Regions from separate parts of the Mus musculus genome. Here region 2 is linked to region 1. The links are chromatin loops, found by intact Hi-C in ENCODE. Cell type or tissue: heart. All regions are shown on one strand.

The links. A loop is a pair of places that touch in the nucleus more often than their neighbours do. Peaks named below come from ENCODE experiments on the same cell type or tissue, not always from the same donor. Only the 100,000 strongest peaks of a DNase experiment are listed, where the experiment ranks them.
Region 2: it touches region 1 in a loop (2.4-fold over the local background); 6 of 42 quality-filtered maps call a loop at or near these places.

The regions. Positions count from the first base shown.
Region 1 is chr10:117,221,681-117,229,680 of GRCm38, reverse strand. Yeats4 (YEATS domain containing 4) reads left to right here and starts at 5,174. Exons shown (of 7, transcript NM_026570.4): 1 at 5,174-5,422; 2 at 7,388-7,507. The coding sequence starts at 5,372. Gm31963 (a long non-coding RNA gene) reads right to left here and starts at 5,195. Exons shown (of 4, transcript XR_872061.2): 1 at 5,114-5,195; 2 at 2,934-3,090. In heart, a CTCF peak has its summit at 4,333 (motif pointing left); DNase peaks (open chromatin) are centred at 5,200 and 5,420; H3K4me3 peaks cover 2,032 bases; H3K27ac peaks cover 1,348 bases.
Region 2 is chr10:117,143,746-117,151,745 of GRCm38, reverse strand. It overlaps Frs2 (fibroblast growth factor receptor substrate 2), which reads left to right and starts at 3,272. Exons shown (of 10, transcript NM_177798.3): 1 at 3,272-3,354. In heart, a CTCF peak has its summit at 7,828 (motif pointing left); DNase peaks (open chromatin) are centred at 1,305, 3,175 and 3,705; H3K4me3 peaks cover 6,349 bases; H3K27ac peaks cover 5,983 bases.

The sequences.
Region 1 (8,000 bases):
AAGGAATCTGTAGCCTTGCTAAAATTCTCAACAAGAAAGTGCTCACATAGCTGGGCATGGTGGCGCACGGCTTTAATCCCAGCACTTGGGAGGCAGAGGCAGGCGGATTTCTGAGTTCAAGGTCAGCCTGGTCTACAGAGTGAGTTCCAGGACAGCCAGAGCTACACACAGAAACCCTGTCTCGAAAAAAAAAAAAAAAAAAAAGAAAGAAAGTGCTCACATGATGGGTGTATTGGACACACAAATGGCCTCACAGGGATGGATACACAGGATAACACACACACAGCAAAGTAAACATTAATTCTGAACAACAACAACAATAAAAACCTGGTGGCCGATGATACGACTCAGCCGGTAAAGGCACTTTTAATCCTGATCGCCTGAGTTTGAGCCCGAGGGCCTACAGGTGGTGAGAAAAAATTGATTGCCACAAGTTTATGTATCAAGAGACACAAATCTGTCTTAGCCAGTTAAGAGTGACCATACCACCGCGTGGTGGTGGCGCATACATACCTGCCTCTGATCCCAGCACTTGGGAGGCAGAGGTCAGCCTGGTCTACAGAGCGAGTTCCAGAATAGCAAGAGCTACTAGGAGGCTGAAGTAGGAATACAGCTGAGGGCCTAAGGCCAGCCTGGGACTGTGTGCCCACAACACAGTCTGTCTCACAAACAAACCAAACAAATACATTTAAGTGAATAAATAAGTCCGCTAGATAAGCAGACCAGTAGGGGCTGACGCGACCGCCACTGCAGTGTTCTCTAATTTACCGATGAGCTCTGTTATACCCTAGCCTGTGCCCATTTCCCTTTCCATGAACTGCTGGGGGGAGCTTGAGGTTAACATCTGGATACACTGCTTGCTGCTTTGGGAGATAAATGTTTTCAGTGGTAGACTTCCTAAGTGAAAAATAAATACTAGGTATGTATTAATTTATAGTCAAGTGAAAAGAGGTGTTTCCATCACATTGGTTAGTAATTCTGGGACACCCCCCCCCCAGTGGTTTCAGGATTTGGGAAACTCTGTACCCTGTATATGCCCAATGCATAAAACCAAGAGAAGCCTTCCTCCACCAGCCACAGACAGAACCTTGGGAAAATCATCTTTTTATCTTTCTTTCTTTCTTTTTTGGTTTTTCGAGACAGGGTTTCTCTGTGTAGTCCTGGCTGTCATGGAACTCACTCTGTTGACCAGGCTGACCTTGAACTCAAGAAATCTGCCTAACTCTGCCTCCCAGGTGCTGGGATTAAAGGCATGTGCCACCACTGCCTGGTTGAAAATCATTTCTTGATGTTATTTTCTCAGCACAACAGAAAAAAGCGAAGTCTAAAGTGAAAAGTGAAATTCCCATGATGCCCTTTTCACTCCGTGCCACCTCCTCCCCTCCCAATCTGCTGCAAGATAGCAATTCAGAAGGCACATTGTGCAGAGAGGATTGTCTGATCCGCGGGGCACAGATCCATGGCATGCTTTCAGGCTTTCAAGGGGGAGCTATTTTCATTACTATTACATAGGCAGACTTTCAAAGACCCAAGTGTCACTCTCAGAACTCAAAATGTTTCTGGCTAGTGAAAAAGAAGAAGTGTTCACTGGGAACCCTTGTTAAGATGATGTCTGCAAACCATCTCCACTGTACAGTGTTTTGTAGTGGAGACACTTAAAAACTATTGCTCTTCAAAAATTTGATCTATGCATTTATTTATGAATGTATTTATTTATTTATTACAGTAGTGTGGACCACACCTTTTATTTTATTCAATTACAAATTGTAACCATGACGATCGTTTGACAGCGCCACATCATCCGGGGTTTGTTCAGTGAGACCCTGGAAACTGCCTTCCCTGGAATTTTTGCTATGAGCGCCTCTTTCTCTGAGCACTTCTTGCATTTCTGGCTGTTTGACTCATCTCGTTCTTTTCCTGCTTTAGATCGGGAATAGCCATTTCTCCAAGGAGTCCTGGTTTCTTATAATAAATAATGATGTTTTAAAAATAAGTTCTTGGGGTGGGGGAGGCTCCGAGGACACACACACACACACACACACCATGGCATGCTCCCCACTCGTACCCCAAGATAAATGGAAAAAAAATACCTGGGACTCAGATGTCATTACTTCCACGCCCTATTGGTGGGGAAACCTAGAGGATACAGACATTTGCACTACACTTATCCCCAAGTCTTTTGAATTGAAAATACATCTATACCAATACCTCCATCACAGAATTCATTCTAATTTTTTTCCTTTTCCATCACTTAAGTTTCTTCTCAATTATCAATGTGCCATAATCGATATCCCAACATGACCCTGCTGTATAATAGATACCCTGCCCTCAGGCTCCTCCGTCTCGGTGGGTAGGGGGCTGCATTTTCCTCCATTACCTATGTCCCTTCTCTGAGGCACTATGCCAGGGATTCTCAACCTGGAGGCCCAATGACCCTTTCACAGGGGTTATATGTCAGATATTCTGCATTTCAAATGTGTTCATATTACTATACATAATGGTAGTAAAATTAGTTATGAAATTGCAACGAAAATAACGTCATGGTTGGGGTCACCACAGCATGAGGGGCTGTTAAGAGGCTGCCACATTAGGAAGGCTGAGAAGCACGGCACTATGCCAAACCTCTGTCCTGAGAGGAAGGAGGGCTCATGGTTGGTTGGTTCACTGTGCATCTTTCCTTTTTGAGAAAGGGTCTCCCTGTGATGCTCAGGCTGGCTAAAACTTTTTATCGTTTAGTTGTTTTGAGCCCACTCCATAACCTAGTCTGGTCTTTGAACTCTCAGCAAACCTCCTGCCTCAGCCTGTTGAGTGTTGAGGATACAGTCCTAGTCCACCATGCCCAGCTTGGCACTTCCTATTTAGCTCAGGCTAGCCCTGAACACTTCTGACCTCTGCCTTTTGAGTGCTGGGGTTATGAGTGGTTACCATCATACCTGGAAGATTTCTTCTCTGTTGTTCCTTTCCACATCCCAGACACCTAGAATAATGAGTGGAACGTGGTAGACTCTCATTACAACACGTTTTTCTTATTCTTCACTCTCCCATGATTCCAGGACAACAGCTTGAAGAAGACTAGGTCATACCTCAGGGCTGTGTAAATGTAGAGCAGAGACCAGCCATAAGAAATGTCACATGGCCTTTCCCGAGGAGGGAAGCAAGAAAAGACCAAAGCATCAACTGGACCAGAGTCCATCTTGGCAAACCGGTGAAACTACTGTGGTTACTCATGAGAGTATGGGTGAGGGGCCCCTCACAGGAACAGGGTTACCTCAAAGGCAACTGCATCACTGAAAAGCCCAGGCCCCAGTGGGTGGTGACTGGACATCCGACAACCCTGAGCTTGCTGGGTGGCTCTCAAGCAGCTCAGTAGGACAGAGTCTCCCCCAGTCAACTCCACAGGATGAGCACAGGCTCTGTCCTAGACTTCTGTCTCCTCCCTTCCCCCAATCATCCCTTCCTGCTTCTTTAACCTTGGGGGGGTGGGGTGGCGGCTCGTGTATCTTGTTAGCTTCAGAACTTCTTGAGCCTGTGAGTTGTTTACTTTCCAAGTCTCAGGAACCTCCTGTCTCCTTCCTGGAGGGAATGTCTCCCTTAGAAGCTCTAAGCTTATATCAGGTGATCAAGGAAGGGGAATGACATTTAGATATCAATTAAGAAACAGAGTTAGGACATACTCAAGAGCTGCCAGGACAACCTCAAAATACGGGATGACTATAGAAACAGCCAAGATTATCAAAAACAGGGGCTGGCAAAAGTAAAGGTACTTGTTATCAAGCCTGATGACTTTAACCAGATCTCTAGGACCCACATTCATTCTCTCTCTCTCTCTTTCTCTCTCTCAATAGATAATACAGTGAAAAAAAATACTTTTATTAAAGATTAGCAAAAATTGGGGGCTTAGTGGTTAAGAGCACTAGCTGCTTTTCCAGAGGACCTGAGTTCAATTCCCAGCAACCACATGGTGGTTCATAACCAATCTGTAGTGGGATCCGCTGACCTCTTCTGGTGTGTCTGAAGACAGCTACAGTGTACTCCCATACATAAAATAAATCTTTTCTTTAAAAATTAGCAAAAATTGATTGACCATGCTGTTAAATTCGCTTCTCGGTCTCCTGATTATTCTCATTGATTAGTGCTGTGCCCAGCCTTCATCAGAGAAGTTTATTGCAATGAGCAGTGGTTAATGCAGAAACCCAAAACTAGCCAAAACGCCCAGGAATAAGAGATGGTGGTGTGCTTAGCACTATTCGGGACAGTTGTACCACTCCTTCCAAGATTGGGGAATATTTCAGGGTATAAAGAGCCAGAGAATGGAGAGACATGTATCAAAAACGACACCTTCTGGCCACAACGTGGCCATTGCACTCATGAACTTACTGCAGCTGCGGTTATCTGCATAGGACCTGCGATTGCATGTTAACATTTCAACATGGATGGCGGGAGGGGTCCAGGGGCCTCACCCTTCCCAGAGGGACTATTGAAAATTCATGACTGTTTGGGAAAGAGATGCCATTTTCTTTAGTAAGGTACCACTGATAAATTACTCTTGCTTCGGTAAAGAATCCCACATCCATAGTAGGACAGGAAACGCCAATTAAAGCCAATAGGTCACGAACTAAGAGGGCATGAAAGTAGGAGGGGGGCTTGTTGGAAAGAAGAGTTCCAACTGGGGAAGGGTATGAGAGAGAAGAATGGTGAGTGAAAATAAGAACATGACCCTCTTAGGCATGGTTTAGGAGGTTTTTACTGTAGATAGGGAGAAAACAGATTCCCGACGAATCTGGAAAAGTCAGACTGAACATGGCCAGCAGAACAGATTGAGCCATGAAGAGCGGGAAGTGGAGTCATTTCTGTAGTGCCATCATGTTGGCCTTGGAAATCGAACTCAGGTCACAAGGCTTGGCAGCATATTCTTTACCAAGCCCACGCCCAGTTATCTGACCTGCCCAATCAGAAGCTTTGATTCCAGAGTCTATCATCTTGAAGTGTGTGGGGTTATCTCAACCCTAAAGCTACAAACGTTCACCATTTTGGTGCTTCCCTACCCTTAACTTCTGCCTAAAATTTATCCCCATCTCTCTTTATCCGCTGCAACAGCTCATCAGGCTCTTACCGGGGAAGGCTGCAGCCTCGCGCGTGCGCACTGTCTGCCTGAGCCCGTTGCGCATGCGCCGCCGCCCTCCCCCGCCCTTCCGCTCGGCTCTCCCAGCTCGGGGCTGAATGGCCGACCCCGACGCGGCGCGTGTGGAGGAGGTGGCTGTCCGGCTCCCCGAGCCCAGGCGACCCGCCCTCCTCCGGCTCGTGAGGGGAGCGGCTACCCCGCCGGCCTGAGCTCTCTCCCTGGCCGCCGCGGCTCCTTCCCGGGGACAATATGTTCAAGAGAATGGCGGAATTTGGACCTGACTCCGGCGGGAGAGTGAAGGTCAGTGCGCAGGCGCGGCGCGCGGGGCGGAAGCTCGGCGCTCATTGGGCCCCGAGTCCTCGTCACCGCCTCCGCACCGCCAAACACAAAGGTGCCGGGGTGGCTAGGGCATCAGTCGCAGACCCTGGATAGGCTCGTCCGTCTTGTCGTTCCCGAAGCCCCGTGCTGATAAAGTCAGCAAAGAGCGCTTAGCTTCGTTCGTGTTTAGTGAAGGTTGCTTAACACTGGACGTTGTGACACTCAGTTCCCTCCCATCTATATGTGTATTATTAATAGGGGTGGAGGTAAGAGAACGACTTGCAGGAGTCGGTTGTCAGGTGTCACCATGTAGGTGTGCTGTCCAGCCTGAGCTGCAGTCGTCTCTTCCCTGTGTGCCATCCCTCCAGCTCGCCACCCCCTCCCACCTTCCTACATCTGCTGGTTACTTTTTTTTTTAATTTTAAAATTTATTTTTATGTATATGAGTACACTGTAGCTGTCTTCAGGCACACCAGAAGAGAGCATCAGATCTCATTACAGATGGTTGTGAGCCACCATGTGGCTGCTGGGAATTGAACTCAGTATCTCTGGAAGAGCAGTCAGTGCTCTTAACCTCTGAGGCAGCCCTGCTGGTTATTTTTTAAGGTACCGGTTCAGGATGCTCTCCCCGTGCCCCTAAAAGGGGCTTCTACTTACAGATCTTATCACAGAAAGGATTTTTTTTTTTCCTTAAAAGAAATCACATCAGTCTACAAAAATTTTAAAATCCTCATCGGTGTCATATTATTTTTATTACCTTAATCATAGTGTCTATATATCCATAGCTGCCTTAACAGTATATGTAAGATGAGAAATCATCGAAAATCCTAAAGCCCTGAAATGCAATAGAAAGAAATACCAGGTAAAAGTCTGTGTTAGTATAAGAGGCTTTGTAGAGCTGTGCATTTGCCCAGGGTTTTAGGTAAGGCTTGGGGATGGTAGGAAGTGATTGCAGAGCAAAAGGTTCATGGGAAAACTCTTCTCTACTTGCACAAGTTAAATCTGGAAGTTTGTAGTTCAGGATAACTTGAGAAAGTTAGGCCTGTAGTCCTCAAATTGAGTTTCCTCCTTAGTAGCTGGGGAAGGGGTGGGGGTGAGGCAGGAACAAGATAGGCCCTTGAGAGGCCCAACCCAAGTGGCCTGTGTGTTCCCACTGTCCCCATCTCCTAGGCCATTCAGCTGTGAGCTGATCAGTATGCTAATCCCTTGGTAAGGTGCTTCTGTAGTCCAGGCGCCTCTCAGCCGCCAGCTGGGGACCAGCAATAAGCCTTTTGGGGGAGGGGGTACTCCATACCCAAACTGTATGTGCATAATAAGGATGACAGCAGAAAATGCTTGCCCTGAAATTCTCTCATAAACCGACCTTGGGTTTTGTGCTGTGCTTTGGTAAACACTGCCAGAGGCTAATCTAAAAGCCTTTCCCAGCCAGCAGAGCCGGTCACAATGGCAACTTGAACTCAGTAGCCTAGCTTTTAGGTTTGTGAAGGCATTTTGTTCTTCTCTAATCAAGTACTCAGGTGCTTTTACATGCAGAGCTCAGCAGGTAAAAGGCTTACCAAGTCTGATGACCTCAGTGCAGGCCTCAGGAAGGTGGAAGGAAGAGAATCTATTCCTTCAAGTCATCTGTGACCTCCTCATGTGCTGCACAGGGCGCCCAGCGTGCACACAAACACCCCAAACAACCCACTTTTCATGTGAGGACTGGGAACCAAACTGTAGCCTTCTGCAAGAGCAGCAAGCTCTTCAACCCCTGAACCATCTCCCCAGCCCCTCTCGTGGGAAGCATTGTGCCAACGTTAGTGAATGTGACGCTGGCTCGAGACGCCTGTTCTAAGTCAGCCCGTACGTGGTTAGACTGCGGCTCCCTAAACCAAGTCGCCGCGGCTCATGGTGTTTATCCAGGTGCTGGTGAAGTATTTACTGATTTTCAGCTTGCTTTTCTTTTAGGGGGTTACCATCGTTAAGCCAATCGTTTATGGCAATGTTGCCAGGTACTTTGGAAAGAAGAGAGAAGAAGACGGGCACACTCACCAGTGGACTGTGTACGTGAAGCCCTACAGAAACGAGGTGGGCATCGCTTTTCCCGGAAGGAGTGTTTGCGGTGCAGTCTGTTTAGTTGACAGTAAACTGAAATTGTGTATAGTAACTTTCCAAGTATGAGGTGGGTCCATTATAGACTCCCACCACTAGCCCCATCAGAAACAATAAAATGAAGCCCCTCATCTTCATGTAATTAATGAATCGGGTTTTCAAAAATGTCGTCTGAATAAAATTAAGATAAGGGGCTGGAGAGGTGACTCGGCAGGTAAACACGTGATACTCTTGCAGAGGACCTGAGTTGGTCCCCAGCACCCACGTACGGCAGCTCACGGGGATCCAGTGCTTCTGGCCTCCCGGGGCAGCCGTACGCACATACCCACACCCACACATGTGTACACACATCTGCACAAACGTGTTCACTTATGAATGCGTACATATGTATGGGCGGTCTTTATCAAGGGTGGGGGAGGAGGAAGTTGGTGCCTGCAGGCAATGTGAACAAAAAGTCCTGAGAGAAAGG
Region 2 (8,000 bases), 78 kb after region 1:
CTATATGAATCGGGAAGAAACAACAAAAACTCCAAAGCCCAGGCTTACAAATGTGAGCAGTGTGTGTCTAAACGCACAATACTATACTTTTTTTAAAAACTGTTTTTCTTCAAAGAGCTGAAAGCACTTTTATTCCCTCATTTCTTCTGACATTCTAGTGTGGGCAGGGCAGATTTATGATAGCATTATTTATAGATGGGAGAAATTGAAAATAAAGATTAAATCGCTTACTCAACGCTGCGTGGCTGGGGTGGTGGAGCCGCTGGAATCTCCTTCTGCAGGCTCCAGCCACAAAGTGGGACGCGCAAGAGCTTTGGAATTAGAGGGATCTTTGAGCAATGCTGTTTCTACCCCGAACAAGAATGTGGCCTTAAGTCAATTACTTCACCTAGGCCTCGGCTATTCTCATTTGTAAAAGTAAGACCATAAAACCTCACAGCACATCGAAGATTAATTCAGAAAACGCATGTAAAGCCTCCAACACGGAGCAGGTTTCAAGGAAGATTTGTTTCCCCACCCCCACCCCCACCCCCACCCCCACCTCAGAATCATCTGGTTCAGTTTCAGTAAAAAAAAAAAAAAAAAAAAAATCCCCCATTAAAACTCACTTTCCCCATTTTTATCTCCCGTGAAAAGAAAAAAGATAAATAAAAATGTTCCAAAATGTCGTTTAGTTAGGCAGGAAGCCTCTCTCTCTCTCTCTCTCTCTCTCTCTCTCTCTCTCTCTCTCTCTTTCTGACTAGGCGTGTGTAACTCAGTGACATTTGCTTCCAATGGCCTTAGAGACAGATTTGAATCCGCAGCACTACAAAACAACACTCCTCTCCTCCCAACAAGAACAACAATCCCGGGTTGCCGAAGGTCCTGAGTTCAAATCCCAGCAACCACATGGTGACTCACAACTACCCGTAATGAGATGGGACGCCTTCTTCTGGTGTGTCTGGAGCGAGCAGGGACTGAGTGAGCAGAGTTGACCGGAATAAGTAGAGGTCCTAAAATTCAATTCCCAACAACCACATGAAGGCTCACAACCATCTGTACAGCTACAGTGTACTCACATACAATAAATAAATAAATCTTAAAAAAAAAAGAACAACAATCCCATGCTGTAGATTTACCACAATTAAGAAAAGAATATGCAAAAGATAGGCTACTAGAATGCTGTAGTTCTTTAACTGGACGTCTTATCAGATGCGAGGTGGGGGCGGGGAGGTTGCGGAGGAGGGGCTCTTAAAACTAGGGTTGTTCTGTCTAATCTTTGGAGTTACAGCTTTACAAGGTCTGGGCGGGGCCTGGCAATTTGCATCTTTAATACATTCCCAGGTGATGTGGAGCTGCCAGGCTGGCCGGGGACACACCTCGAGAAGCCCTACCCTGGGTGAGTGAAAGGGTTGGGGATGGAGCCCAGCAATTTGTTTAACAAGCCCTCCCGGTGATTGCGAGGCATTTTCAAGCCTGAGACCTGCTGGCAGCGTGGTGAAAAGCACCTGAGAACACAGCTTCACTTTTAAATCCAGGCTTCACCACTTACCAGTTACGTGACAGGCTGTGATTGAGGGTTCCCCTCACTAGGTCTCTGGGCTCTGTGTGTGTGTGTGTGTGTGTGTGTGTGTGTGTGTGTGTGTGTGCGCGCGCGCCCCCGCACGCGCGTGTGCTGCCCTTGGCGCGCACTCGTGCTCGTGTCTGGGATTGGGGGGTGGAGATGGTAAACAGCTAGAGACAGCCTAAGTTTTGTCTGTGCAGGGTCTTTTTTTTTTTTTTTTCTTCTTCTTCTTCAGTCTACTAGGAGGCATGAAAGGCTGCTTGAACTTGAGAATTCTGGAAGTGTTTACAAACACTTCTGCAATTACATAAAGCACAAGGCAGTACTTTATATACAGCAATAGTGATGGCATTGTTTGCATCTTAAATTTGTAATAAGGGGTTTTCTTTTACTCTGCCTTTCTCAAAGCAGATTGTCTTAACACTTGTCCCTGCAGTATTTAACAGACACTATGCATGCTAAGAAACTCTTTTCTTTTTTGCTCTTCCTTTTTTCCTCCTCCTCTCCTTCTTTTTGGACAAGAGTCTTGCTTCATAGTCCTGGCCACCTTTGTCTGGAAACTCACTGTAAAGCTTAGGCTGGCTAGAAACTCTCCGGACTCTCCCTGCCTCAGCCTTTTTAGACTGCTGGAAACAAAATAGCTTGTCAGGTTTGAGCCCTTTTCTTCCATGTGGGGCTTTGCTTCATACTGAAAACCTGCCTTTAATATTTGATGTTTCTTGATTTTGTGACAGAGCAAATCTTTTAAGATCGTCTCACTTCTTTGCCTGACACTGACTCTGTAGGCTCTCATACTGTCTGTCTTTGGTAAGTTTCAAAAGTGCCCAGGTCTTCTCTATTGCTAGTTACTGGTTAGGTATAAGAATTGTGCGGACGTACTCAGTCCTGGGTACTTTGAAATGCTTACTATTGCGTTATGCATTATATTATTTTTAACGTCTACAATCCAGAGATGAACACGACACACACACACACCAGGGTGAAATGTAAAGAAACAGGATCCTGGCACTAAGATTGCATAGCCCATCATCTCAGCCTTTGTTTAAAGTGCAAAGGATGACCCATATAGGGAAATAATTTGGCTCCCGTCTTTGAATAATTTGAAAAGTCTTGTTTGGGGCAAATGAGAGTTCTACGCATACCACAAATTAAAGTAAAACCAAGAGCCAGCATATGTGGTAAAGTCCGATACTTTGGCCGATTTCCTTCTCTGTAAGACACAGAGAATAAAAGCACCAATTTCCAGGAGTTTGAAGGTTATTAAATGAGTTAACGCCACCGAATCGCGTAATAAATGCCCTGTCTACCACGCCGTAAGCCTTCCTTCGATAAATGTCAACTGCATTTTCACGCGGGACAGAAGCGAGAAAGGATAACACCGCCGGCCGGTCGGCAAGCCGGTGAATGCTCCGGGCTCGGCGAAATTAGATTCTCCGGGCCCCTGTAGAATTAAGTAGAAGGGAGCGATCCTAACAGGCGTTAAAATAAGGGGTGCCAGCGGTAGCTCGGGGCCCGCGGGACCACAGGGGTTAGCAAGGAGCCCGGGGGCGGGGCTCGGGGGCGGGTCCGCTGGCGCCCGGAGCAGAGGCCACGCCCCTCCCGGGAGGGCTGGCAGCTCCAGCCTGGGAGCAGTTCCGGTGCCAAACCCCTGCCCTCCCCCGCTCCCCCGGAAGTGCTTGTCTAGGGTTCGGGCTGGAGAGAGGCCTTGTAGACACAGGCGCCGAGGCTCCGAGCAGGGGGTCAGGTCGCGGGGAGAGTGAGGAGCTCCGCGGCTGCCACCCCGCGCCCCTCGCAGCGCCTTCGCGCCGACGGTGAGTAGCCGGGGACGCCGAGCGGGGCCTGCGCTGGGCGAGCGAGCCTCGGACCCGGCTGTCCGCTGCAGGTTCAGCCGTCGGGGATCCGGGGAAGGGGTTCGTCGGCCGCCGCGGAGCGCGCGCGGCCCGCGGGCCGGGAAGGGGCGCGATGCGGGGCCGCGGAGTGGGCGGGGCGCAGCCGGAGCGGGGTTCCCGGAGCCGCGGCCGCCCGCAGAGGGGGGACTCCGTAGCGGGGCCCGGCCGTCGGCGCTGCGACCCCCTCTCTGCATCGGGCAAGTGGGCTCGGTGCCTCCGCTGTGGGGTCTGTGCACTCGGACGCTGGGGACCGGGACAGCCAGACTGCACTGGACATCAGTGTCCAACTTTCGTCGCCTCTTGGATCTGTCCCCTCTTCCCGTCTCAGTAATTATCCTGTGTCCCAGGGGTGTAGTCAGTCCGAGGGTGGGGCGCTCCCTGTGTGGATGCTGGCGATCTCTTGCGGGGCTTGCGTCGGGGTCGCCGGAGGTTCGATTTGGACTCGGCTCGAAACTTAACTGGGTCTGGATGCCTGCGTAGGGTCGGTCAGTGAGGCAGTACCATTCCTCGAAGGGTCTTTGCTCCCTTGCAAACTGAAACTGTTGGGAGTTACTTCTTAAAAACAAAGATTTGAGGAGATTCGTAGATTCAGAGGAGTTTCCCCGTGTTCTTGCTGACGTTAAAAAAAAAAAAAAAACCATGCTATTCTGTAATCAGCCTTCCGAATTCCTGCGCTCATCCGAAGTCACAGTTGTTAAGACTTCAGTCGGGACCTTGCACAAGTTGACTGCAAAAGGCTGGAGAATTGTATCCTTTTTTTTCACCCCAGTTTGTTTACTTTCATACTTGGAACTGTCATTTCTTGAGCTAATTATATATATGTGTATATATGTGTGTATATACACACACACACACACATATACACACACACATATATATACACACACATATGTATGTATATTATATGTATATATATATATATATATATATATATATATATATATATAATTTCCCTCAGTTTCTCCTCGGAGGTTCTTCGTGTAGTCCAGTTGTGGGAACGCGGGGTGGGGGTGTTCCCACAGCGGGACAGAGGTGTTTGTTGATTTAAGCATATGAAGTGTTTAACTCCAATAAACTGAGACTTTCCTAGAGAAGAAAATCTTGTAGGCACTGTTAGTAAACTGAGTTTAGGTGATAAACTACGGATAAAAGGTTTGTAGGAAATAATGGAGCTATTTTCCGCTTTTATTGAGTTTTAAATTATTATCAGATAGTTTATTTGTTGCAAATGACCTTGTGGTGGTGTCAATATACACAAGTCATCTTCATGAAACCAGTGACATTATCTGCCCTTATTATGCTTACGTTAGGATTTATACTGTTTCTCTCTCTCTCTCTCTCTCTCTCTCTCTCTCTCTCTCTCTCTCTCTCGTACTTTCTCTTTCGACTACTGGAAGGGAAGATATCATGAATGAGGGGAATGATTTGAAGTGACGAGTTGCATATACTGTCTTATGCAAAAGAAAAGTTTATTTCATTAAAAAACAAATTCTCTGTGTGTGTAATGCCAGAGGTGAACCTAGACTACCCAGCACCATGATCATGATGATCCTTTTGAGACAGGGTCTCCTGAGCCTGGAGCTTGTACTTCCGGCTGGGCTGCTTGGCCAGCAAGCCCCAGGGACCGTCCTGTGTTTGCCCCATGTCCCCAGTCCAGGTCTACTGGTTATCGGCACATGGCCCAGCATCTAGTTTATAATGGAGGTGCTGTCGGTGCCAGTTCAGGTTCTCTCACTTTCTCAGTCAGCAAGCACTCGACGTGGGAGCAGTCTCCCCAGCCCCTCAAATCTCTGTCAAGGTTGTTGATAATAAACAAAGGGGGTGTTTTTCTAGCCCGTGGGAAAGTGTGAGTGAAGATAAGTTGTAGTGTTTAGACTCGGAATGATGCGGTAGCCCCTTAGTGTTTGAAGAACTCAGTTGTTCAGAGCCCAAGATTGGGATGTTGAATTAAAGTCTGGAAAATGAGTCAAGTTAGGTTTGATTATGTATTTGTTCTCTGGTTATAGTGTGTTTTGAAGGGAAAAAAGTATGGGAGTTATAAAAGCAAAAAAAGGGAATTGGTAAAAATCAAATACTTTCGGGCATTATAACTTTTAACTATTGCTCAAGTCAATTCAAATGACATTGAGCATTTTCTATGCGTCAGACTCTTTAGTGAACCATGTAGGGAAAACAAAGCCAAAGCCATTAGAACTTGGGATTCATGTTTTGATAATTTTCCAAGTGTGTTGAAATTGTGAAGACTTGAATTGCACTGTCTAGGAATGCTAAACCTCCCCTGGATTGGGACTTAATGGGAGGGGGGGGGGCTGTTGAGTGCTTCACGAAGAACCGGTGCTAGGCATGCTGCCTCACCAAGAGGAAGCTGGGCTGTGGAATGTGAACCTAGTGGGATGTAAGATACTTGTACAAAAGTTTACAGTATAAGTAAGTATCTGTCTGAATGTGGTGTCATGCTTGCAGTGGCAAAGGAGTGGCAAGGTGACCCTGTTCACAACAAAAGACTCTGAAAGCAAAAAGTGTGTGTAAATCCTTAACCACATAGATGGGCTTATCTGAAGTTTGCACTTGTACAAAAGTGAAGTGTTTGTTATAACTTAGGTCACGTGTCACAGTTGAGACGGGAACACTTACGGGTGTGGGCCAATACTGTTAGTTACTGGGTGCTGAGTTCTGTTATGGTTGTGTTTTCTCAACAACATAGAAGCTTCTTTCTTTTAGACAGGGGTCTCCCTGTGTAGGCATCTCTCAGAATAGTCAGGATACCGCCGTGTCACACGTGTCCAGTCATTCCCCTTAAGACTTATGTGGCTAGCAGAACTGTCTATTTGAAGCCAGATCTATCTGCCTTGTCAGAAGCTGGTAGTTCTACTTCATGGTGTTGCTTCCCAATGAGCTTCTTTTTATTTAATGTAGTTTCTGAGACAGGGCCTCCTATCTCTCAAGACTTTGGATCTGCAGTCTCGACCTCCTTCCTCTGCTTGGGATTACAGACATGTCCCACCATACCCTGCTCTTAAACTGGCAATCTTAAGTTGACTGAGAGTTAAAGTCTTCTGAAACAAAGATTCGGGAGGTAGGATTCCTGGATAAAGAAGGCCTTTCAGATTAAGAGAACGACAGTTTTGGAGATGAGAAGGGTTCATGATGTGGAAAAATGTTAGTGTCCCAGATGACCTGGATGGTTTATTTTGGAATTAGAGATGAAGTTTGCAATTTAAGTCAAGGCTGGATTGTGGAGCTTGCTTAGAGGCTATATTTAGAAGCTCAACATTTTGAAGAAAACAAGAAGTGTGTACCTTGCAATAGTTTAGTGTGCAGAATGATTTATTATGGCAAGCTATTAATATACGACTGTGCATACTGTGAGTGGTGCTGGTGGAGCGAGAACGAGGGCCCAGCAGGCCAGGAGGAGAGCTGTAGAGGAGGCAGGGTGGAAAGCTACATTTTCTAACTGTGGCTGTTGACAGTTGGACCGTTAACTAGGAATGTGAGCAAGGAGTTGCATAATTAGGTTTCATTTTTTCAAAGATACGGTAGCCTTAAATCCACAGCTCTGCCCTGACCTGCAGAGAAACTGTGGTTACCAATGTATGCTGTCAGGCCAGGCGTGCTGAGGGTTTTTTAAGTTATTATTATTAAATATACTTACACACAGGAACTATTTAGAAGCTTTGCCAATGTAGGTTTTCAGTTCGAGAGAGAGGTCAGCGCTATTTTATATATATAGAAAATACAAATAGATTATTCAGATAGATATGCTAGTTGAATCTGTGTGAGGAGATGAAAGTGCCAAGGGAGTGTGTAGAGGGAAAAGAAAATCACAACAGCAGCTGCAGAGCCAAGCCTGCATTTAAAAGCATGTGCTTATAACGAAAGAGACAGTAAGTAGACTGTAGTGTACAGTGGGTAAGGAGTTTGGTAATCTGGGTTGTTTCCTTAAACTATAAATTCAGATGGTGGAGAAAGAAATCTGTTCATTAAAATTCCTGTCAAGGAGCTGTTGAGATGACTCAGCACTAAAGGTGCTGTCGCCATGTCTCATGACCCAAAGTTCTATCCCTGCCACCCCCATGGTAGAACACCAGCTTTGCAAGGTGTTCTCTGACCTCCACATGCAGGCCACTGTGACTCACCCTCTTATCGAAGACACACACACACACACACACACACACACACACACACACACACTGTCTCTCGCTGTGTGTAAACAAACAAACAAACAAACAAACAAACATCTGTCTAGTTAAAAAGAATCCAATGGGGTTTGGAGAGATGGCGCAGAGGTAAAGAGCACTGACTGCTCTTCCAAAGGTCCTGAGGTCAATTCTCGGCAACCACATGGTGGCTCACAACCATCTATAATGGGATCTGGTGCCCTCTTCTGGTGTGTCTGAAGACAGCTACAGTGCACTCATATAAATTAAATAAATAAATCTTAAAACAACAACAACAAAAACAAAAAATCACCAATGTGCTGTGGTCATGCATACCTTTAATTTTAGCACTCAGGAAGCAGAGGCAGGCAGATCTTTGTGAATCCCTGTCTCAAAAACAACAATAACAGA